Linked DNA regions of Mus musculus: regions 2 and 3 are each linked to region 1. Evidence: chromatin loops called from intact Hi-C (ENCODE). Cell type or tissue: left cerebral cortex. All regions are shown on one strand.

Region 1 (8,000 bases):
TCCATAGGTCCTGAGCTCAATTCCCAGCAACCACATGGTGGCTCCCAACCATCTGTAATGGGACCCACCCAATGGATCCCATTAATATAAATAAATAATTAATTAATTAATTAATTAATTAATTAATTCTTTTTGAAAAAGAAGACTAGTCCAAGTCACAAAATCGGGAAGAAGAAGGTGGTCGCCAGATTTGGGAGGGACTGGAGAGATGCTGGTCATATGGCAAACATTTCAAGCCAGGCATGGTTGCACACACCTTTACTCCCAGCCCTCGGAAGACAGGTACAGGTGGGTCTCCATGAATTCAAGCCAGCCAGAGCTACATACAGAGACCCTGTCTCAAAAATGAAAGTGGGAAAACATGGGCACTTAGAAGCTGAGGCAGGGCCACAGAGTGAGTCCCGGGCCTTCCTGAGGAAGAGTGAGCCTATGCCAAAGAAACAAAAATAACCCCCAGCCAAAAGAGGTCCAGGCGTGGAAGGATGAACCCGTCCCTGGAGCTAACCTGCAGGATGCTAGCCATGCCCAATAAAACTGTAGTGTGTAGCTGAAACACGTATGCTGACCCTTGCTCTTAAAGGTTCTTACTGTGCATCAAAAAAGGTAACTGTAGGTCAGGGATTTAGCACAATTAGAAGCATTCGCTTAAAGGCTTCGGTTCTGATTGTAATCCTGCAGTTTTCTAGGAATCGCAGCACAGATGCCCAGTACAGGAAAGGGGCAATCCCTGAGCCAGGATCAAGGCACAGCGGCTCCTGCTTCTGCTCTCTCAGCGATTATTCCTACCTACACACACACAAACACACACACATCACACACACTCACACACACACACTCACACACTCACACACACACACTCACACACATACACACACACACACACCACACACTCACACTCACACACACTCACACACATACACACACACACACACACCACCTCCTGATTTATCCAGCAAGGGCAGCGGGTAGAGTTTATTAAGGACTTTCTTGAGTTGTAACCAACAAGATATAAATACTAATGCTAAGGCTTAATTAAGACTCTTCTTAGGGGGCTGGTGAGATGGCTCAGCGGGTAAGAGCACCCGACCGCTCTTCTGAAGGTCCTGAGTTCAAATCCCAGCAACCACATGGTGACTCACAACCATCCGTAAGGAGATCTGACTCCCTCTTCTGGAGTGTCTGAAGACAGCTACAGTGTTCTTAGATAAGCCCATACCCAAATAGATAGGCTTTTCTTATTCTTTCTCAATCATTTGGTTCTCTCATTACAATCATTTCTGAATCACTGTTCTCAAAATCTGTTAATAAATTGTGATTTTTATGAAAAGTCAAAAAAAAAAAAAAAAAAGAGGTGACCATTGGAAGTAACAGGTGCCAATCAGCTTGGCTTGACAGTGGGCCCAGTGGATGGGTATGAAAACATCAGAGGGCTTGGGGTAGGGCTCAGCTGGGAGAGTGGCTAGCATTCATGATTCCTGGGGTTTGACCCTCTGCAGGCATAAAGCAACAGGCGTAGGGGCCTCTACCTGTAATCCCAGCACTTAGGAGGTAGAGGCAGGAGGGTCAGCTCCAGGTTGCCCTTAGTCACTTTGTAAAATCAAGGGCGGCTGGGCTATGTAAGTCCTGCTTCCAAAAAAGGGTAAGTAAATAATAATAACAACAGGTTGGCCAGAGAGAGGTGCAGTGCTGATCAAGTGCTTCTGAGCGTGCTTAAGGCCCTGGGCTCTGTTTCTAGCACTATAAGCAACGAGAGAGAGAGAGAGAGAGAGAGAGAGAGAGAGAGAGAGAGAGAGAGAGAGAGAGAGAGAGAAGAGGGGCTGGAGAGATGTCTCAGCAGTTAAGAGCACTGACTGCTCTTCCAGAGGTCCTGAGTTCAATTCCCAGCAACCACATGGTGGCTCACAACCATCTGTAATGGGACCTGTTGCCCTCTTCTGGGATGTGGATAGCAACAGTATACTCACATTCACAAAATAAATAAATAAATCCTAAAAAAAAAATCCTCCTTCCCTTCCCTCACTCCCTTTCTCACAACAGTCTCGGGTTTGGCTTAGAGATTGTTGTCCTCTAGCAGTAATCAATAAATCTTTTTTTAAAAAGAAAAAAGAAAGGAAAGAAGAGAGAAAAAAGAACATTAATTATATATCTTAATTCTATTAAATTTTCGTCAACTATACGTCAGAAAAGTGATTAAAGGGGAAACGGGCTGGGAATAAAAACCAAGAGTTAAGAAATGGGGTCAGGGGCTGGTGAGATGGCTCAGTGGGTAAGAGCACCCTACTGCTCTTCTAGACTGCTCTTCCGAAGGTCCAGAGTTCAAATCCCAGCAACCACATGGTGGCTCACAACCATCCATAACAAGATCTGACTCCCGGGCTGGAGAGATGGCTCTGTGGTTAAGAGCACTGACTGCTCTTCCAGAGGTCCTGAGTTCAATTCCCAGCAACCACATGGTGGCTCACAACCATCTGCAATGGGGTCCGATGCCCTCTTCTGGTGTCTGAAGACAGCTACAGTGTACTTACATATAAATAAATAAATCTTAAAAAAAAAAAAAAAAAAAGAAATGGGGTCAGCGTCATCTGCTGCCGCTCCAGCCACTTCCCCCCATGACATGTCTGTTGGCCTATGTATCAACCATGAGTGAGGTGTCTGGGACACAAAGGAGCCAGATGGGCCAGGGTGCCTGCCCTCTGGAGCCCATAGCCTGGGTTCAGTACATACTCACTTCCCCATGAGTGGGTGCTCTACCAATCAATCATGTCACCTTGGGGACCAGGATCCAGCCTCAGCCCTTGTCCCTTTTACTGTGTATCCTCATCTAACAAAGGTCTACTGACAGCAAGCAGGCAGCCTGCTTCTGTATGTCCTACACCTTGGCACTGCCCTGCCCAATGCCCTCCCCAGCCATTGACCCTGTCTCCCCAACAACACCAAGTATCTCCCTCTAGGACCAGTCATAGGCAGGCCATAAAGGCATTCTGAAATTTGTTTCTTCTTTTGTTCATTACTTAGTATTTTCATATGTTTATGTGCTTGTCTGCATGAGTTCATGTGCACCACAGGGACCCAAGGAGGCCAGAAGAGGGCATCAGATCTCCTAGAACTAGACACATAGGAGCTTCTAAGCCACTAGATGGGTGCTGGGAACCAAACCCAGGTCTTCTTCAAGAGCAGTCAGTGCTCTTAACCACTGAGCCACCTCTCCAGTCCCTTATTTCCTCTTTTAAAAAAAATTATTTATTTATTTATTTTATGTGCACTGGTGTTTTGTCCACATCTTGTGTATATCTTGTGTGAGGGTGTGTCAGATCTTGGAGTTATAGACAGTTGTGAGAACCCGGGTCCCCTGCAAGAACAGTCGGCGCTCTTGACCACTGAGCCATCTCCCCAGCCCCTTGTCTCCGTTCCTAATGCCCTTTCCTGACCTCGCGGTTTTGTTCACATCTCATTATGTCCTTGTTGGGTCTCTTTGCTGGAGGATTCATTCAAAGGCTTCTCCCATGATACAGGGACATCGCTAAACGATAAAGTGCTTGCTGACCAGTTTGCTGTGTTCTGGTGAGACACGGGCACGAGACAGTCTACATAGAACTCAGGCTCCATCTTCAGCGGAGGGAGAGAGACCCTCCAGCAGAGGGCAGGAAGGAGGGAAGAGCTGGAAAGAAGGAAACCAAAGACAATCTCCCATAGTCTCTGCCCCGCTCAAGCTGACTCTCTACTCTCTTTTCCAAACCCAACCCCAAGTACGTTCTCATCTTCACCGTTCCTCCAAATCTCACACTGCTAAGGCTGCTGATAAATCTGCCCTGTTCTTCATCAACCGGTCACAAGCTTCGCCCAGCCTGTCTCCACAGCACCGTGCCTCACCCAGTTGAGACATGACATTCCCCTGCCTGTTTCTCCTCACACAGCCGTCACCCCTCCTCGGCCTCCCCTACCGTTCCAGCTACCCCTGCATTTCCACAGAGGCCCTGGAAACCCCTCTATCCCTCTCCTCAGGCCAGGAGAATCCAACAGTTCTCTGACTGTCTTCGCCAAGCTGCTGATGCTCAGGGCGTGTGCAGAGCTGTAGAGCTAGCCTTGAGCTCTTCCCCAAACGATGAATCCAGGAGACTGCTTTGTGGCTGTTGCGTTCTCATAGTCAGTGGATGCGTGGGTGATTTTATGAATGGAGACCTCAATTCCCCGTATAAAAAGATTTTTTAAATGGAAGCAAGGCAGTAGAGAAGCAAATCTTTTGTAGTAACAAGATGTCCTGACTGCCTCTGCACACGCTGGGGGTGGACACTTTTATTAGCTCTTTCCTACTTTTATTGGTATGGAGGAAAGGAAACTCCAATAGCGTTCAGAACCCTCTCTGGCCAGCAGAGGGAGCCAAATGATCGTCAATCCTGTACAGGGTTTGGGATGCCAGGCTGTATGTAGCAGAATACCAGCTCTTAATGTAATTTGAGAGTCTTCGATGCGTGTTTAAAAGCACTAACCATGCTCATTATAGAGTGCCCGGAGGCTCCACGAAGCTCCTGCTGCACTGAGGACTTAAAATCCTCCACAAGCGTGTAACAATACCCTTAGAAGCTGGCCAGTCCTTACGGCCTGCAGTCTTCTTGCTCGCCCCGGAAAGCGGGTGTCCTTAAGCCCTCTGCAGCTGACCAAGTCACAGGCCTAGCAAATGGTGCCATCAAGAGTTGAGCCACAAACCGAATGCCACCTCTGTCTAGCCTGCACCAGACTTTTCAGACTTTGATCCACGATTATCAGATTGGATTGCGCATATGCACCACCAGGAACTTTATTTACAGCGGGAGCTTTTTACAGGGGCCTTAGCAGCTGAGGCTGCCTATGTGGCACACGGGGCAGAGCTGAGGCTCTCTGCTCCTCACCAGTGCCCTGGCATTGCCAAGCTGTTAGCCCTTGTGCCCCACACAGTGGAGCAGAGCCCATGATTGCTCCCGCCTCTCCAGCTCAGGCTGGTGAGATGCAGGTTCCTATTGAGGCTGACACGCCTGTTACATGGGACAGATGCCAACCCCAGAGACACAAGATACACAGGGGATGACGCTTACAGACGATCGGAGGGTCGGTATTGACTACAAAGTGAAAAGTTCCCGAATCCTTCTTAAATAGCTCTTAGCTACTTCCATATTGTTTCCTGGTTGAAAGCAGGGGTGTCTTTGAACCCCCGAGATGGGCAGGGGCGGAGGGGAGGCCTGATGTCTTCGTCCCTCTCATCCCACAATCTTTGGTTCCCACAGATTTATTTCTGGGAAGTCCAACGGAGGAACCTCACAGAGAGGGTGAAGACTCTCTTCTTGGCTGAGAACAGCGTGAAACTCAAGAACCTGACGGGCTACACAGCCTACATGGTCAGCGTGGCAGCCTTCAATGCTGCGGGGGATGGGCCGAGGAGCACCCCGACCCGGGGCCAGACTCAGCAAGCAGGTAGGGAGAAGTCTCTTGGGGAGGTCAGGGTTTGGGGGACAAACTGGTGTCCACGTCTGGTGTCGGAGCTTTCACGCAGCCGGGGAACTGGGTTCGGATACCCAGGCCCCACTTCCAGATGCCCTGTGGAAAGAAAAGCCCAGCCTGCAAAGAAGGCTCTATGTGTCCATAAAAAAAAGAAAAGAAAAGAAAGAAAAAAAGAAACTCTCACTGGGAACCTTGAGAAAGTCCCCAGATCTCACCTAGCCTGTTCTGCCCACCTTGTCTCAGCTTTTGGGACAGCCGCCACTCCCCGCCCCTGTTTGGCTTTCTCCTCCTTTCTTGTCTCCTTGCCTTTGCTCAGCACACCCCGCGTTCATTGTCTTCTGTGAGCCCACACTTTTGCTTCACACTGGTGATGAAACAATGATTTTTTTTTTAAAAGTAAGTCTGTGTCCTGCTGAGGCCAGGGGACAGGACATAAACAAGCACAGCACAGATGAGCTGGCTGGGGGGTAGGGGGAGCTAAGGGGAGCAGGGTGTGGTTCACAAGATGGCTGGCTACACCTGAGCTGAGCTTTGAGCCAGAGGAGACCAGCTGTGGGAAGTTCTGGAGACAAGCAGGAAGCCGGAAGCAGGATTCCTGTCAGAAGGACCAGCAGGTGCAGAGGCCAGGAGGCTGGAGGGGATTCGAGGGACAGACCCCGGTGTTGACAAGAGAGGTGGAGTGAGGCCCGATTCCCAAGGGTCTGGAGAACAGGATTTGTGTTGAGTGTGATGGGGAGACTCAGAGGGTTGGAGCGGTTAAGAATTAGAACTCTGCCTCAGTGGTTAAGAGTACTGGCTGAGCTGGGCAGTGGTGGAACACACCTTTAATCCCAGTACTCAGGAGGCAGAGGCAGGCAGATTTCTGAGGCTAGCCTGGTCTACAGAGTGAGTTCCAGGACAGCCAGGGCTATACAGAGAAACCTTGTCTCAAAAAAAAAAAAAAAAAAAAAAAAGCACTGGCTCTTAAAAACCCGGGGTTCAATTCCCAGCACCCACGTGACAGCTCGTAACTGCCTGCTACTCCAGTTTCAGGGGACCTGATACTCTCACACAGGCATGCAGGCAAGCAAAAACACCAATGAACATGAAATAAAAATAAACAAATAAAATTTTCAAAAGGGCGGATTTCTGAGTTCGAGGCCAGCCTGGTCTACAAAGTGAGTTCCAGGACAGCCAGGACTATAAAAAGAAACCCTGTCTCAAAAAACCGAAAGAAAGAAAGAAAGAAAGAAAGAAAGAAAGAAAGAAAGAAAGAAAGAAAGAAAGAAAGAAAGAAAGAGAAAGGAAGAAAGAAAGAAAGAAAGAAAGAAAGAAAGAAAGAAAGAAAGAAAGAAAGAAAGAAAGAAAGAAAGGGAAAGGGAAAGGGAAAGGGAAAAAGAAATAAAAAGAAAAACTGGCTCTGCCTTCTGGGCTGAGTCTGGAGGAGATGACAGAGAGAGGTGGGGACTAGATCCAGGCAGGATGGAGGAAGGAGAGAGGGGACAGATCCCCTTGTCCTGAGGTGTCCAAAGCCACTTTTTGGTCAGTGTCACACTGGATTCCCCTAGAATTCCCAGGGAGTAAGCAGTGTAGTGTCTGTCTAACAACAGGGGTTAGAGTCACCCCAGAAAATAGGCTTTTTGCTCCTGATCCCCTGGTAAGGTCATAGGGGAAAGGGCAGATGCTGGAACCAAGGCAGATCTGAGATCTGAGAGAATTCAGGATCTCTCTCTCTCTCTCTCTCTCTCTCTTCCCCCGTGTGTCAACCCTCAAAGCCATGAATTTCATATCTGCAGTTTCAACCAACCAAGAAAGGAAAATATTCCCCAAAATTGCGTCTGTCTGGGTGCAGCAGCACAGACCTTAAGAGGTGAAGCCAGGAATGGGCAAGAGCCAGGGCTCAGAGATGGCTCAGCATTGCTGTTCTTCCAAGAGACTGAGTTCCATTCCCAGAACCTACATTAAGTGTCTCACAACCACCTCGAGCCTCAATTCCAGGGGACCCAACCCCCTTTGTGCTGGCCTCCATGGGCATGGGCGCTGGTGTGACACACACACAGAGACACACATGCACATAAATGAAAAGAAAAGTAAGCCTTTAAAGTCGATCAGAGCCACCTTTAGCTACACAGCAAGTTCGAGACTGCCCTGAGCTAAGGGAGAATGCCTCAAAAGGCAAATAAGCAAGTGAAAATGTATCTATGCTGAAGACAGACAGCACCAAATAACAAATGTGTCTTTACTGAGCATGTACAAACAGCACCGAGTAGCAACTACTTAGTAAATAGATACAGTACTATTTGCAATGTGTCAGGAATGGAAAGTAACCTAGAAATGAGTTAATGTATATGGGAAGTTCTAGATGATATCTCAGTGGTACCTCACTTGCCTAGCCTGAGAGAGATGCCCTGGGTTTAATTCCCAACGCCACAGATAAGGGAGGAGTGGGTACATAGAAGGATGTCTGTAGCTCTTTGCCAAACAAAATGGCATTTTATATGAAACAAGCATCCTCCGATTTTTTTTTTTTTTTTTTTTTTTTTTTTGAG
Region 2 (8,000 bases), 640 kb after region 1:
GGGGGTGTGTGGCCAGCTGGCTGAATTAAGTAGCTTTTTGATGTTTGGTTTCCATTGTGTTCAGAGGCTGTAAGTTGGTCATACATCGAGGGACACCTGCATGTGGCCGCCTGTCTCTCCCAGCCCTGCAGGCACTGTTGGCTTCAAGACAGTTGTCAGGTCCCCTGCCAGCAAGAGGCTTCTAGATACCAATTGCTGTGACTAGTGAGGCCAGAAGCCTTACGATCTAAAGGAGGGGTCCTGGGTGCCAGAGGGGGTGTTATTATTCAGGGCCCGTGCTTCTTGGATGTGGCCCTCCCTGTTCACGTTTTCCTCTTTTAGGGTCCTCATTAAAAACAAGATTAGAAGTCCCGTTTTACAGCCGTGTTGTTCACAGGAGCAGGTTAACACAACAGAGTCAAACAGTTTCCTTAGCTGGAAAGTGTTCTTTTTACTGAGTTCAAATAAAACTAGACAGTAGCCCTGCGGGCCATGACACGGGCCTCCTCACCACGCTGGGTAGTCAGCCTGGCCTGGCAGTAGCTCCCTGTCCCCTGTACCTGTACCTGTACCTGCTCCCTTACCTGTGGCTTCTTTACAGCCTTTCCAGTCCTCAGGGTCAGCTGTAGTGTCCCCCTGCTGTGGCTCCTGAGACCGAGCCCTTGCCCGGAGACAAAGGTCCCCCAGGACTGGCTGAAGTGTCCCACCTGGTGCTCAGTGCTGGGACCACGATGCTTGGTTGATCACGGCATGAGTGCTCTGAGCACGAGTTCTGCTTGGTCAGTCTCAGAACGGCTGCAGTGTTGGTCTTTGGTTGGTCTTTGTATGGCATGTTCTCTGGAGCAAAGCACATGGTTCTTTATATTTTGTCTCTGTTCATTGGGACTTGCATGGGCTGTGACAGACCTATTCTTGCGGTTGACACGGTGCCACCCTCTGCTAGGGAGTCATTTTGGGCAGGTTGTTTTTTGACAAGAGACTCTATGAAATAAAAAGTAAATTTAAGTCCAGGGCATCCAGACTGTTGGGGTATGGCGCCCTCTAGTGTCCAGGTAGCATCATCACAATTGCATCTCTAAATCTACCCGTTTTCTGCTGTACTGAAAATCCGGCCCTTCCCTTTCTCACTGGGGTTGAACAGTGCTTTAGAAAAGTCTGGTGCACACCTTTAATCCCAGCACTCGGGAGGCAGAGGCAGGTGGATTTCTGAGTTCGAGGCCAGCCTGGTCTACAAAGTGAGTTCCAGGACAGCCAGGGCTATACAGAGAGACCCTGTCTCGAAAAGCCCCCCCCCCCCAAAAGTCTCAGACTATTAAGTATATCGAAGAAGGGGCCTTTGGGTGCTAACGTTCAGTATGTGCCCCCCACCCATACCCACGCGCAAATGGTGACTTCTCCGCTGTGTTATTTCTGCAGGACTGGCCTGGTGGCAGGGACGTCAGCCTTGCCTAGGTGGGTGGGAGAGGGTTATGGCTTCCCTGATCCAGGAACTCTGCCTCCCAGCATTCTGCTTGCAAGTCAGTGTGGACTCCCTGTGGAGCCAGGGATGGGACCTAAAGCACGCGGGAGATAAATGCTTGGCCACCGAGTCCACCGAGTCCCCATCTATGGACAAAGGGAGTCTGGGAATGTTGCAAAGAGATGTGTGTAAGAAAATGTTTGCTATGTGGGTGATTGGCATACGTAGGAGCAAGTAGAGCATATGGTACATGTCTGACTCCTCTTTGCGGGCCTCCAGGAACCTGCTGATTGGTCACTCCAGCAGCTGGATGTGAGTCTACATCCTGAGGCTTGCAGCTAGGATATCTGGGACCTTTTATCCTGTTAAGTTTTGTACTTCCACACGTGGAGCCCATTCAGGGCCAGGGCCAGGGCCAGGTCATCCAGACTCTTGGGGTATGGCGCCCTCTAGTGTCCAGGTAGCATCATTACAAATGCATCTCTAAATCTACCAGTTTTCTGCTGTATTGAAAATCCTGCCCTTCCCTGTCTCACGGGGGTTGGACAGTGCTTAGTAAAGTCTCAGACTGTTAAGTATATCTATGCCTCCTCTCATACCGGAGGTGTTAAAGGCAGTTTTCAAACAATGTTATATTTATGAGCAAGAATAAGGGCAGGAGTGGCTGCCCTTATCTATCAAGGATGGCTGTGAGTTTAAGCTCAGTTGTAAAACACTTGCCTAGGATCTGTGCAGTGCAAAGTTTTATCCTCGGAACAAACCAATCATTAATCAATAAGTCAATCAAATAACAAATCAAGAAAGAAAAACTAAGATAAAGCCACTGAAAGAGCTAGGGTAAAATACTTGGCCACAGCCTTTGCCGTGGCTGGGCTGACCAGAATACAATTTAGTATCCTCTAGAAAATTCTTGATCTATCTTTAGATAAAAGATTCACGTACCCATCACTGCTTTAGATGGCCATGTGGGGATCCTGAGTGTCAGACATCATCACTAAGAACTGTGGTATACAGGGAACACATTGGTGGCTGTTGGGGGTGGTGGTAGATGCCTTTGGAAAACCTTGAAGCTTAGACCCCACTTGGTGTCATCTCAGTCAGTTGGAGGGGATTGGCTCCGCCCACCTCTGAGCTTTGGGCTCAATAGCTGTGGTGCTGGGCCCAGAACCTGGTGTTTATGGAAGCCCCTCCTCCACCCCACCCCCACTGTGGTAGTCCCGGTGGCCTCGGAACCCCACTGGTCTAGGTAAGGGAGGTGGAAGTCTCTCCTTTCGCTTCCCTCTATGAACGAGAGGTTGGCAGCAGGCTTGTCAGCAGTAGGCTTGTGGGGACCTGTGACGAGTGTCGCACACATTAGGAGGACCATCCTGTTTTCCAGATCGCTGGAGTGCAGATGTCTTTTGCTGCTGAATGGCAAAGGCTGGCATCCTCATGAGAAAACCAACCCCGGCCTTGGCCAGGGAACTCCATAGCTTTGCTCTGCCCCAGCATGACTGTCCTCAATAGACAGCTGGACCTGACCTACCAGGAGCGTGACTCTGTACTCCTTTGTTCGAGCCTTTGGCTGCTATAGTGCTGTGGTATCAAGAAAAAAGTTGAAAGGGGTTCATCAGAAACACCCAGTCTATCATAGAAAACCCTAGGGCGGAGCATGACTTTGCCTCTTACAGCTCTGTGGCTTCCTCTTGGGTACAGAGGGCTGTGTGTTTGCCCTGACAACAAGATAACCCACTGTAGGGCGTTCCTGGAACCAGCCATTGGTTGGGGACTCTTTCCAGGACCAAATTTTAGGTTTTGTGGGAGCTCTAGCCTTTCCTTTCAGACCCCAGCTACAGCACACAGCAGTTGGTCATTAAGGCTTCTGTGGTTGCCATGGTGAGAGAGCCTCTTCTGCTGGCCTGGGCCTGTGGGATTGAACAAGGAGACATAGCCCACATTCTTTGAAGTGATTTTCACTGGTTAATCTGCTCTGCTTCAATCTCTAGGTTCTCTGTGTGTGTGTGTGTGTGTGTGTGTGTGTGTGTGTGTATGTGTGTGTGTGTATGTGTGTATGTGTGTGTGTGTATGTGTGTGTGTGTGTGTGTGTGTATGTGTGTGTGTGTGTGTGTGTGTATGTGTATGTGTGTATGTGTGTGTGTGTGTGTGTGTATGTGTGTGTGTGTATGTGTGTGTGTGTGTGTGTATGTGTGTGTGTGTATGTGTGTGTGTGTGTGTGTGTGTGTGTGTATGTGTGTGTGTGTGTGTGTGTGTGTGTGTGTATGTGTGTGTGTGTATGTGTGTGTGTGTGTATGTGTGTGTGTGTGTGTGTGTGTATGTGTGTGTGTGTGTGTGTGTGTGTGTGTGTGTGTGTTGTCATAGCTGAGCCATGCACAGGGTCACCTGGGCAGTCAGGTTCTGAAGCTGGAGCATCTGAGGTTTAAAAGGTGAGGGTCCTAGAACATGCCTGTCACCTCTTAATCGCGTTCTCACGCCCGGCCAGGAAAGACGCAACAGACCAGAATCTTCTGCGGCAAAACTTTATTGCTTACATCTTTGGGAGCCAGGAGGGCAAGCGCCCAGCGCCCAGCCCCAAAAAACGAAAAGCCCCTTCTATTACATCTTTAGGAGCCAGAGCTCCGGCGCGCGCGCTCTATTGTTTACATCTTTAGGCAGCGAGCGAGCGCAGGGCGCGCAGAGCCAGAGAGATGCCAGCGAGAGAGAAATGGCGGAAACCCCGTCCCCTTTTTTAGGAGAGTTATATTTCGCCTAGGACGCATCACTCCCTGATTGGCTGCAGCCCATGGCCGAGCTGACGGTCACGGGAAAGGTAGAGTACAAGTAGTCATAAAATACCCTTGGCACATGCGCAGATTATTTGTTTACCACTTAGAACACAGGATGTCAGCGCCATCTTGTGACGGCGAATGTGGGGGCGGCTCCCAACAGTCACCCATCCATTAGTGGCTCATGTGTTCTTAAGACAAACTCAGCAGGCTGTACCTGTCCAGAGTGAGTATAATGATCTGTTGCAGTGGATCCCAGCGTGTGGTGGGTCGGGGTGGGGCCGGCAGAGTTTGGACAGGAGTGCAGAGCTGTTTTGCCAGTTTCTGCTAAAGCCCTGTGGATGAAGAGCCTGCTAACTCCAAAGAGATGGACCCCAGTCCTACTCTTAGAGTCCCCACTGCAGAGGTCCAGGTAGGCCCCTTACTTCTATGCCCACAAATACCTGGGCTAAAGGAAAGGCATTGGCCAGCGTGTAACAAATCTGGCGGGCAGGGAAGGTTTATAAAAGAAAACCCAGGAGCCGGGAGCGGTTGCCATCCCCTGGTCTGCATCTGCAGGCTCTGTCGCCACCTAGTGGTGCGTGTGTGTATATCAGCCTCACAGGTCTGTCTCATCCTGGGTCTCATCTTGGCAAGGTCTCATCTGTCTAAGGATTGTCGCTTAAGGGGGTCGAACAGGGACACATGGGTGTCATCTGTAGGCCCAGTCTCAGATAAGGCACAGGGAGTGTTTGTCAAGGAACATGAGCGTCAGGGTCAGCGATGGACCACACATACTCTTAAAAGTAAGATGGGGGCTGGAGTGAGGGCTCAGCAGTTGGCTGCTCTTCCAAGCGGTGCTGAGTTCAATTCCCAACACCCACATGGTGGTTCACAATTGTTTCTCACCCTAGTCCCATGGGATCCTCTGCTAGGCATGCATGCATATAAAACACCCATATATAAAAAGTCCACACCTACATAAATATTTAAGAAAAGTAAGATGACTGTGCCAACTTTGCTTAGAGAGAGAGAGAGAGAGAGAGAGAGAGAGAGAGAGAGAGAGGATCACTGTAGGATTGTGTGTGCGCGCTGTGTGTGGGTGCTGTGTGTGTGGGGGGCTGTGGACGGTAAAGGACCTGGCTCTTTATTATTGCTCTTAGCCAGAACATTAGGGGAAGGATCCAGCTACCATTCCTGACAGCCGCTGCACTGTCTGATAGTCTCGCCTGCTGTCACTCCAGGCACGTGTGTAAAGATTCCTCTCTCCCTTTCTTTTATCCTTTTTGCTTTATTTTGAGGAAAGGTTTCCCTGTGTGTTGCAAGCTGGCCTGGAATTCATTATATAGACCAGTTACATACATACATACATACACACACACACACACACACACACACATACACACACACACTCACACCTACACAGCAGACACACTCATACAGAGCAAGCTAGCCTTGAATTCATTATATAGACCAGAAAACACACACAGACACACAGACACACAGACACACACACTCACACAGAGCAATCTGGCCTTGAGCTCATTATATAGACCAGAACACACACACACACAGACACACACACACACACAGCAATCTGGCCTTGAGCTCATTATATAGACCAGAACACACACACACACACCTACACAGCAGACACAAACACTCATACAGAGCAAGCTAGCCTTGAATTCATTATATAGACCAGAAAACACACACAGACACACACACACACAGACACACACACACAGACACACACACTCACACAGAGCAATCTGGCTTTGAGCTCATTATATAGACCAGAACACACACACACAGACACACACACACAGAGCAATCTGGCCTTGAGCTCATTATATAGACCAGAACACACACACACACACACACACACACACACACACACACACACAGAGCTATTGCTATTTTTCCATCTCCATTTCTCCATTTTCTGGTCATTAGAAGACGTCTTGGTCTTATCATCAGGAGAGTGATTCCCCATTTCCTGAGGGGTGCATGTGTATGTGCATGTGTGTGCGCTCGTGTTTGTGTGTATCATAGGCATTACCTTTAGTTCTGCTATAAGGAAGCCTTGCGTTTCCCTCCTGGTTATTTACCAGTCCTTTCCCCCCTGTTCTGTGTCTGTGTGGCCACATGGCCCCCTGTCAAAGCGGCCTCACTCTTGTCCTGGCTGCAGCAGTTCCTCTGAGGCTGGAGTGATGTCAGGTGTCAAGTGTGAGTTTCTCATTCTTTTATACTCTTAGTCGCCAGCATTTGGGCCTGGGCTTTCTGGTGATGGGTGTGAGATTCCTGAAGGGGTCTCACTGGAGTTTTACTCGCAGTGGGCCACAGCGATGCCCCTTGGCAGTAACTGGGGACTTAACGTGACTGCAGTAGCAGCAGGGACCCAGCTTGACCCTGGACAGGGCATGTGAGTGTTCCCTTGGCGGGGTCACTGCCCCCCACCACTCACCCCAGCTTTGTCTTCCACAGAGCACTGCAGGTCACGTGTGTGGATCACTTGCCTGATGTCTGAGACACTGCGGGCAGGCAGAGGCACTGGGGGCCTGAGACCCCAGCCAGTGGCTTCAGTAGCCTGCTCTTCCTCGGTCTGAGAACTCGCCCAGAAGCTGTCACTGATGTGATTGCAGGAACGCAGGGTGGCTGGGATGTCACATGCTGCCTCCTGAAGGAGGAGGAGGGGACGTCAGGGTCACGTTAGAAGGCTGCCTGTTGTATTAATCCACTGAAGGCAGGTCAGTCCATCTCCAGGTTGACAGATGAGGAGGCTGTCAGAGAGAAAGAGCAGAATACGGTGTGTCCCAGAGCAGGTAGAAGAGCCAGGAAGCAAACTCAGGCCACCAGGCTCCGGGAGTCCTGCTCTTACCTAATTAGGACGGGAGCCCTGTGTCAGCCCCCCACCCCCACCCCAAGTCATGTTGTGACCCTGTATTCTGGACCAGAGCTGACCTCAGGGGTCACATTTGATGCCTGCCTTCTTGGACTGTGGTGTAACAGGCCTACCATGGAAGGCTTACCTTGTGATTACTTTCAAATGAGAGTGATTAATGTTTGCTGCGCAATAATAAACGTGCTTTGAAAGCAGGAGATGCCTCCCGAGTGACCTCCGGTGAGTTTTGTAAGTCACCTAGAAAGCTGAAAGAACCCAGGGAGGGCCAAAGGCAGTTGAAAAGCCATCTCGGGGTTCTGAGATGCTCTGGTCCTCTGCAGGCTCCCCAAGTCCTTCCAGAAGGACGGGGACCCCCACCTCCTATGCACCCAGGGTGTTGCTCACCTCTAGAGTCAGCCATGTGCTGAGAGGTGAAGGAACAACAGCTCGGGGCTCAGGCCTGGGCATGCGGGGTGGGATATCCTGCAGTGGTTCACTGCCTTCAATAGACTGAGGCTTGGCTTTGCACGGAGACAAAGAACCTTCTAGAATGAAGGCACTGTCCGTAGGGAATGACCTAGATAGTCCCCGCAGGTCCTGAGTGGGCAGGTAGGTCTCCCTTGTCCAGGCTCATCCTGAAGAATAGAGCTGACTCCCTCTAGGACGTAGCCTTCCAGAGGGCTGTGGCTGTGGCTGTGTGTGTGGCTGTGGCTTTCTGCTTTGTGGTTGTAAAGGATGTTTTCCTAATATAAAGAATCCTTACCTTCCTCACAGGTGACATCCCCAGTGTCACCTGTTTAGGCACGGTGACAATATCCTTGGGAACAGGATCATTCCGGATCCCTTTTATTAGGGTGCTCACTCATCCTGTTCCCAAGGACTCCACCCTCTGACCACCTCCTCCTAACTCCGTCATCACAGGTACCAGGCACGCCAC
Region 3 (8,000 bases), 510 kb after region 1:
GCCAAAGTGGCCCCTGAGCCAAGGAGAGGACAGTGCATGCAAGCATGGCCTTCCCCATGGGGTTGGGAGCTAAGACAGTCCAGGTATACAGACCAGGACTTGGACCTGAGTATGTAAGGGGCTATAAAATGTTCCATGGCCCAGGAACTTGCGTGGGGAAGGTCCTCTTTCCAGGACCTCAGATGGAGTGGGGGCTATAAAGCAGAGTAGAATATCTATAAGTATCAAAACCTCAGGCCTGCACTGCTCAAGGCTGCAGAATACAAATCGTATACCCTATCTTATCCTGGAAGTCAGGAAGAAATAAGCCATAAATCCATGATGCCTCAAGGCAGACACTTTAAGTATAGATAAGAACTAAGTGAAGGGACTGGGCAGATAGCTTAGTGGTTACCAGCACACTTCCTGCTCGTCTAGGGGACCAGAGTTTAGTTCAGTTCCTAGCTCTTCTATCAGGTGGCCTGCCACTGCTCGTAACTCCAGCTCTACAGAACTCAGGGAGCTCTTCTGGCCTCTATAGGTACTCATCCACCCACCTACACACACACACACACACACACACACACACACACACACACACACACACACACACACACGTAATAGTAATAACAATAACAATAATGTAACTGTTTTTAAAACACTGAAACAAAAATTAATATAGACAAGGTCGGTTAAAAGAATAAATTAGCACCAAGCTTTGTATCATGTCTGCAAAACTACAGCTGTGAAAAAGACATCAAACTCTTATGACCAGCCACCTCCAAATTCTCTGTGTTTTTAGAATTAAAGACTATGGGAGACACAGTCCAGGTCAGGCCAGTGAGATTGCATATAACATCGGAATCCCAGAGACATCAGGGGAAATTGATAAACCTAAATCCGCCATGCCTTGTAGTTAACGGGATTGCCTCACTGAGAAAAACGTTCCCTTTTACTTAAACACTCAGAGCCGGGAGACTGGGGGCCGAGGAGATGGCTCGATACTGAAAGTGGGTGCCCTGTAAGCAGGACAACCTGAGTTCAGATCCCAGGAGCCCACATAAAAAGCAGGGCAGGGCGCAACATGCCGGTCATCCCAGGGCTGAGGGCTGGAGTCAGCCAGTGTAGCAGACAGTGAGAACTATAGGTTCAGTGAGAGACTCTGTCTTAAAAAAAAAAAAAAAAAAAAAAGAATAAGGTGGAGAGCAATTGAGGGTAGCACCTGAAGCCCACCTCGGTACCTCCATGCCTGCCGACACACAGAAGACCTGGCAGCTGGACAGGGAGCTTGCGGCATGGATCTGTCCGCTCTTGGAACTTCTCCACATAGCTAAAGATAATCTAAAGTAAATGGTCTGCCGTGGCAAAGATGAGGGTGCTCTTTAACATTTAGTGAAAACCAGGAATACAAGAAGCCAGGAGATTTGCAGCCAAACAAGAAGGTCTGAAGAAACCCAAACAGAGAAGTCTGAAAAGACCCAGTGCACAGGCTAATAAAAAACCAAGCAGACACCACAGCTTCAGCAGCCCTGAGGTGGGGGAGCCGCAGAAGGAACAGAGGTGCAGCTTAGGAAGAGGGGAGCGGACTCCAGGATAGTGTGATAGGCGCGCATGCGTTTGTATGCTCCTGGTGGCATGAGCTTCTCTGTGAGAGAAGCTGTCCCTCAGTCCTGCGGGGAGCGCCGAGTCTCCTTCTGAGGCTTGTCAAGAACACGGCGGAGAAGTGAACCGAACAAAGAGCAGACACTGTAGACTTTTATATCCTGGGTAAGCCCTTAAAAACAAACAAACAAAACAACAACAAAAGAACCCTGACTGTATTTTTGTGTGTTAGTGAAGGCATGTGCATGACAGAGCATGTCCCCGGAGGTTGGATAAGACATGCCTATTCACCCCAGGGAGGGAGCCCACAACAGACCCCAAAGTACAAATACTACCAAAGTCCAACTTGGTGAATCAGTGAGTTTTATTGGGGGTCACTTAGAGGAACGTGGGTAAGGGGTTACCTACAGGAGCAGAGATGACTTAATGACAGCTGCATCACCAGGTTCCACCCCAGCATGGGTGACAGCTCACAGAAGCTGGGAAACCTGGAGCTCACTGCACAGCCTGGAGCTGCAGGCAGTGCAACAGGTTGGAGAGTGTCTTTTCCAAGTGACTCTGGCCTAAACCTCTTCCAGGCAGCTTGGCCGGTTTCTGTTGCTTCCGGACAGCTGGTCTGGTCTCTGTCTTTTTACAGATCTTCTCCCCTCAGCTTCCATCTTTGCAGCTCCCAGAGAAGAGGAAGCTGAGCTTTTCTTACTTATGCTGTCAGGGAGGGGCCTAGTGAATCTGGTCAGTTTCAGGGACTTCCTGCAGCTATTTTGAGTTGTGTACCTTCCTGTTTCAGGTGCTTCCTTGCCAGGTAGGAATATTTCAGTCTCCAAGGAAACCGTTAAACAGCCCCACCTTTCCATTTTGAGACAGTCTTATTTGTCTTTGTCACTGCATACACTGGGCTAGCCTGCCCACACACTTCCAGGATTGTGCCATCTCCATCTCCCATCCCGCCAAAGTCATGCTGGGATTAGGAGTGTGCTACTATGTCTGGCTGTATGTGTGCTCTGAGGCCTCAAACCTCCATCTTCAATGATTGTCCCACCCGAGTGCCCCTCCCCCGCCCCAGCCCTCTTTCCAGCCCCGGAGCCATGTCCTTTTGAAGCACACATGCTTGATTGATGCCGTGCCACAGACTCATTATCGTCCAGGCCATTATCATCCAGGCCGCATGCTCAGACTTCAGCGTGATGCGGTCGATCATCATTAACAGAAGCAGCAGACAACATAATTTGTGAGTGGGCATTTAAGCCAGAAGCAGCATTAAAATCAGCATAATCTAGGCTACAGGGGAGCGATGGAAACCAGACCATCTAAGAAAACTCAGAACAGGGCGGACTTTTTACATTTGGCCTGTAAAGGTCAGCCAAGCATAAGGGCAGTCAGCCGGGGATGGCGGTGCTGATGGTGGTGCGGATGGCGGTACGGATGGCGGTGCTGAATACCCAGGAAGCCCCCAATGTGTTCTCAAGGCGGATGGACAGTGGCTATCAAGACAGACTCCCCTAGTGCTCAGGAGGGAAGCTGAAAGGGTTCCTGGGAGGCAGGTTGAAGAGAAAGCACATCCTCCACACAGTGGCCTGTCTCCACCCAGCCTGGTGCAGACTCAGGACAGGGCTCCAGAGGTGCTGGACAAAGCCACCTGGCTAAACTGGGATGGCTTGGGAAGGTGGGAAGGGGACGCTGGAGCCGTGGGACGGATTCCACCACAGAGCAAAGTGTTTGCTGACCTCGAGTACGAACTTCAGTAACCCTGAGGAGAGGAGGAAAGGACGGAGCCCTGCTGGAGAGAAGAAAAAGGAAATCTCAGAGAGATGAATGCAGACCACGAGTGTTCTTAGTTTAGGAGAACAGTTGAAGATCAGGTGGCAGGGAGCCACAGGTGATTCACGTGACAGTGATGGAAGAAAGAGGGAGGAGCTGCTATGAGTGTGTGTGTGTGTGTGTGTGTGTGTGTGTGTGTGTGTGTGTGTGTGTGAGAGAGAGAGAGAGAGAGACTATTCCGCACAGGCAGACAGCTACCCTACAACAGAGATTGCAAAAGGTCTGCCCCTCTCTGAGGATGCTGGCAGTTCCCAGCCACCCACTCCAGGAAGCAACTGATGTTCCACAGAGTTCTGTGTTGCGGATCCAGATGTGTTGCGGATCCAGATGCCAGATGCCACTGAAGATAGATTTGTTATGTGTGTGTGGGTGGGGTGCTGGGGGTGCAGGAGTCCTGGGGTCAATTTCGGGTTACCGGGCTTGACCTCAAGCACCTACTGAGCCACCTCACGTCCCTCAATCCAGCTTTTACTTGATTCTGGCTTCCAGTGCGCTCGCTATAGTCCGGGGGAATGTGAATATAGACACAGCTAACCAAGTCTGGCCCTGCACTAATTTCTATAAATGGAGGTTTTCTTGAGACACACGTTCGCCAATCTTTTCACATGCTGTCTCTGGCTCCTTGGCTACAATGACTGAGTGAAGAGTTGACGTAGACTTCTAAAGGCTGAAAATACTCTCTGACTTTTTACATAAAGTTCATGGACTTAGACATAGTGGACACAGCCCATAGCTTTTACCCAAGTTCACTGCTGAGCCCTCACTGTCTCTCCGTGACCTCATGGGTACTATTTGCAATGCATCTCAGAGGGAGGGAGTCTCACCTCTCTCCAGCAATGTTAACCACCACCACCAACAGAGAAGAGAGAGGTAAATATTATCAAAAAGGCACTCTCATTCCTCTCAGCAGTTCAGTTAAGACAAGAGACATAGGCAGAAAGCAGCCAGCCTAGAACTGGTGTGTCACTACTGCCACCAGGTGTCTACAGGCTGCTACTGCACCTCAGTGTCCTACTGGATCAGTGGCAGGGATCAAAAATCAGCGCCCAGGGGGCATGTGGTGGCATAGACCTATAATCCCATCCTTTGGGAAACTGAGGTAGGAGGATTTATATAAGTTCAAGATCAGGTGGGTCACATCACATGTAAATTATCAGATGAGCTAGGTACCTCGCCAAATTAGGTCTCAAAAGGGGGGAGGGAAGATTGGCCAAGGATACAGCTCAGTTGATAGACTGTGTGTCTAGCATGCACAGGGTCCCGGGATTAATCACCAGCATGGAGTAAAGCAGGCATGGTGGGCCGCATCTGTAAATCCCAGCACTTAAGAAGAGAGAAGGTGAATTTAGTGCTGTCCTCAGCTGTATAGTGAGTTTGAAGCTAGCCTAAGACACATGAGAGAGACACTGTCTTAAAAAAAAAAAAAAAACCAAACCCAAAACCTGTCCTCTGAGTAAGGAAGAGTCAGCCAGGCATGAGCAGTCTGTGGGCCAAGGGAAACACGTCTTAGCTTAGTGTTGCTTTCTGATCTGGTCCCTCCGTGGTTTCTTTTGGCTCCAACCACAAAGAAATGCCGAAGCCCGTATGTCCTTGGGGAGTCGGATGATTAAAGTGGTTTTCCTTTTCAGAAGTATCATTAAGAGGAGACCACACCTCTCAGCCCTCACTTCAAGGTACACATAACTCGAACCAGAAGGGAGAGCGAGTGAAGCAATCTTATGCTTAGACGTTGTGCTTTGCACCCCGTTTCCAGCTTTGGCGAGGGGGTGTTTATAGCCTGGACCGATGGCTCCGACCGGTGTCCGGCTGCAGGGCTGTGCAGAACGGGCAGTGCTGGCTGCAGATCGGACAACCCACAAACGGGCCTCCCCTGGTTCCCTGCACTTCGTGCTGCATGCCCCGGCCGGCTGCTGGTGCCCAGTGTTCAGACACTTAATCAAGGATGTCTGCTGGGTTAACCACCACTTTCAGACCAAGTCTGTGCCTGTTCCAAGTCTGCATCTGATAGCAGATCAAAGAGTAGAGACCATAAACGACATACATCTTTCGAGCTATAAAACACAGGCGTTGCTATATGACCAATCATGGGATGTGGGGGTCAGAACACACTCGTGGAGTAGCGATGGCTTTGTTTTCCTGTCTCACCGAGCTTCTGAGGAGCAGCCTGTGATAGCTGCTCCCAGCAAGAATCCACAGAGTGCGTGCTTGCCTCTATGGGCACCAAGTTCACCTGCCTTTTAGGGACATTCCAGGGAGACCCTCCCTGTCCCCGGGTTGTTGCTGTGGAGCTCCCCCTGCCCTCTGTCTTAGCCTCTCTGGAAACCTTCTCTAGGCTGAGGTATAGCTGGTGAGTTAGCAAGAGGGTGTGCAGGCAAAAGTGCGATGCCTTTTACCCTGCCGGCCCCTCTCCTCACCACAGCCCTTCACTCGACTCCCCTGCTGCAGGCCTTTATCTGCACCCAAAGATCTTGTCCTCCGTTTCACCTAAGCGAGCCAGCCTTTCTCCCATGTAGCTGTCCTCTAGGGAGATCTAGAGTGGTCCACCCACAATCCTCTTCCCACAGTTTTCCCTTCCAGGCCACTGGCATTGGAGAACGGCCCACAGCGCCACCATGTGGTAGTCTGGCTTCAAGACTCACTATGAGGCAATGGGGGAGAAAGGCTTCAAAAAGGCCAGTGAGGTGCGTCTCTGAGTTGCCTCACCTCGAGAGGCTTAAATAGAACTTCTCTAAATTGGTGTTGGGCTACATTTACTCTCTCCATAAAGCTAAAGTCTATCTGTCTATTAATCTTTTCTATCTTTATCTTCTATTTATCTCCTTCTGTAGGAGTTGGTAAACATTCCCTAGATGTTTTGCAAAAGTCGTGTTTATCTCCCCGCTATCTGGCTCTCAGCATTTCCCACCTCGTTTACCTCATCACAAAGTAGATTCATCATCCTTACTCCTTCTTTCCAAGAATTAAAATAGAGCATTTGGGTGATCCTCTGCAAAGAGACCAATAGAGCAGGAAGCTGTAACAATCAACGAGGTGTGGGGAGGCCAACCGCAGAGGCCCCTGTTTGCTATTGTGGGTTATTGTACGTCACGTTTAGTGTTGTAGTAACTTTAGTAAGATTCATTTATCTTATTTTGTCTGTATGAGCGTTTTGCCTGTTTGTGCACCATCCCCACAGAGGTCAGAAACAGAGTCATGGATGGCTGTGAACTGCTGTAAGGTTGCTGGGAATTGAACCGAGATCCTTTGTAAAAGAAGTCAGTGCTCTTAGCTGCTGAAGCCCTACCCCCAATATATTTTTCAAGAACTGGGTATGACCTGATGTCTTAGTTAGGGCTTTACTGCTGTGAACTGACAAGTCTTGTCAGTATGAGTATTTGGTCAGGGAAAGGGGCACCATGACCAAGTCAACTCTTATAAGGACAACATTTAATTGGGGCTGGCTTACAGGTTCAGAGATTCAGTCCATTATCATCAAGGCAGCAACATGGCAGTATCCAGGCAGGCACGGTGCAGGAGGAGCTGAGAGTTCTACATCTTCATCTGAAGGCTGCTAGCAGAATCCTGGCTTCCAGGCAGCTGGAAAGAGGGTCTTAAAGCTCACACCCACAGTGACACATCTACTCCAACAGGGCCACACCTTCTAATAGTGCACTCCCTGGGCTGAGAATATGCAAACATCTGACTTGTCCACAGTTAAGAGGGTTCTTTCTCACGGACCATCTCAGAAAATAAGGCATGAGGTTACTCACGCATCTTCATGGCATCCCTGTGATTCCCTAGGCTCCCTCTTTTTTGGGGGAGAACTGATTGGGCTGTAAGTGGTCTCCAGAGACAAGCTTGCTTCTGATGTCTTGCTCCGAAACCCACTAGCAACTTCAGAAGAGACAGCCCTGTGCCCAGAGAGTCTTTCTTTTGCTTCCCTTATTACCTGGACTAGATTCCAGACCCCTCTGATCTCACCTCACTGTCTCAAAACAAGGAGGCTACCGAGACCCCCACCCCCACCCTGTTTGCCCTAAGCAGCTAGCAGCCGCTTCTCCCTCCCCCCATCAGCAGCACAAGGGGCTCTTTATGCTCACCCCTTCTTCCTCCACTGTTGCTTCAGCCGCCCCCACCCATGTCCCTGGCGACAGGGGCCGGACATCTTGGCAGCAGGAGCCATAGATTCACAACATGGGCTCTGTTAGCCTGGAGCAGCCAGGGGAGGGGCAGGCCCACAGAGCCCTCTGGGAGCCAATGTGCTTTCTATGTGGCTTTCCCAGGCACTCAAAAGTGATACGGCTCCCTGTCTACTCCACGGCTCTATCCATCTTCCCCGGCAGCTGGTGTGCAGATACTTCAGGGAAGGAAGCTATTGTCTTCCAGGACAGACCACTGAAGCGGCCCTCCTGTAGGGAGGGTGGTCTGCATTCCCATAGATTCTGCGTGGCAAGCTGAGGTAGCTTTGGGACATCAGTGCCTGTGTAGTACTGAATAAGATCATGTGTCACCAGTCTGTTTCTAATGATTGCTTGGTGGGGGCTGCTGACCCAAGGCAGAGGTGTGGCCATTCTTTAGCAAGTAAGGGCATTTAAGTTCTGTCCACCAGATTCCCAAACTCA

What was found. Peaks named below come from ENCODE experiments on the same cell type or tissue, not always from the same donor. Only the 100,000 strongest peaks of a DNase experiment are listed, where the experiment ranks them.
Region 2: it touches region 1 in a loop (5-fold over the local background); 15 of 42 quality-filtered maps call a loop at or near these places.
Region 3: a loop joins it to region 1, with 9 times the contacts of the local background. A loop is called at or near these places in 16 of 42 quality-filtered maps.

The regions. Positions count from the first base shown.
Region 1 is chr11:113,807,774-113,815,773 of GRCm38, reverse strand. It overlaps Sdk2 (sidekick cell adhesion molecule 2), which reads left to right. Exons shown (of 45, transcript NM_172800.3): 37 at 5,259-5,445. Among named protein-coding and RNA genes, the nearest start is that of Gm51930, 7.7 kb to the right of the region's middle. In left cerebral cortex, a CTCF peak has its summit at 4,362 (motif pointing right); DNase peaks (open chromatin) are centred at 4,293 and 5,763; H3K27ac peaks cover 354 bases.
Region 2 is chr11:113,169,379-113,177,378 of GRCm38, reverse strand. All of the region lies in intron 1 of 2610035D17Rik (RIKEN cDNA 2610035D17 gene), which reads left to right. It overlaps LOC115487747 (a long non-coding RNA gene), which reads left to right and starts at 4,296. Exons shown (of 2, transcript XR_003949613.1): 1 at 4,296-4,426. In left cerebral cortex, CTCF peaks have their summits at 1,020 (motif pointing left), 1,881 (motif pointing left) and 4,769 (motif pointing left); DNase peaks (open chromatin) are centred at 1,602, 2,876, 4,398, 4,757 and 1 more place; H3K4me3 peaks cover 907 bases; H3K27ac peaks cover 639 bases.
Region 3 is chr11:113,294,362-113,302,361 of GRCm38, reverse strand. All of the region lies in intron 7 of Slc39a11 (solute carrier family 39 (metal ion transporter), member 11), which reads left to right. Among named protein-coding and RNA genes, the nearest start is that of Gm51927, 11 kb to the left of the region's middle. In left cerebral cortex, CTCF peaks have their summits at 4,387 and 6,018 (motif pointing left); DNase peaks (open chromatin) are centred at 3,696, 4,372, 5,998, 7,558 and 1 more place.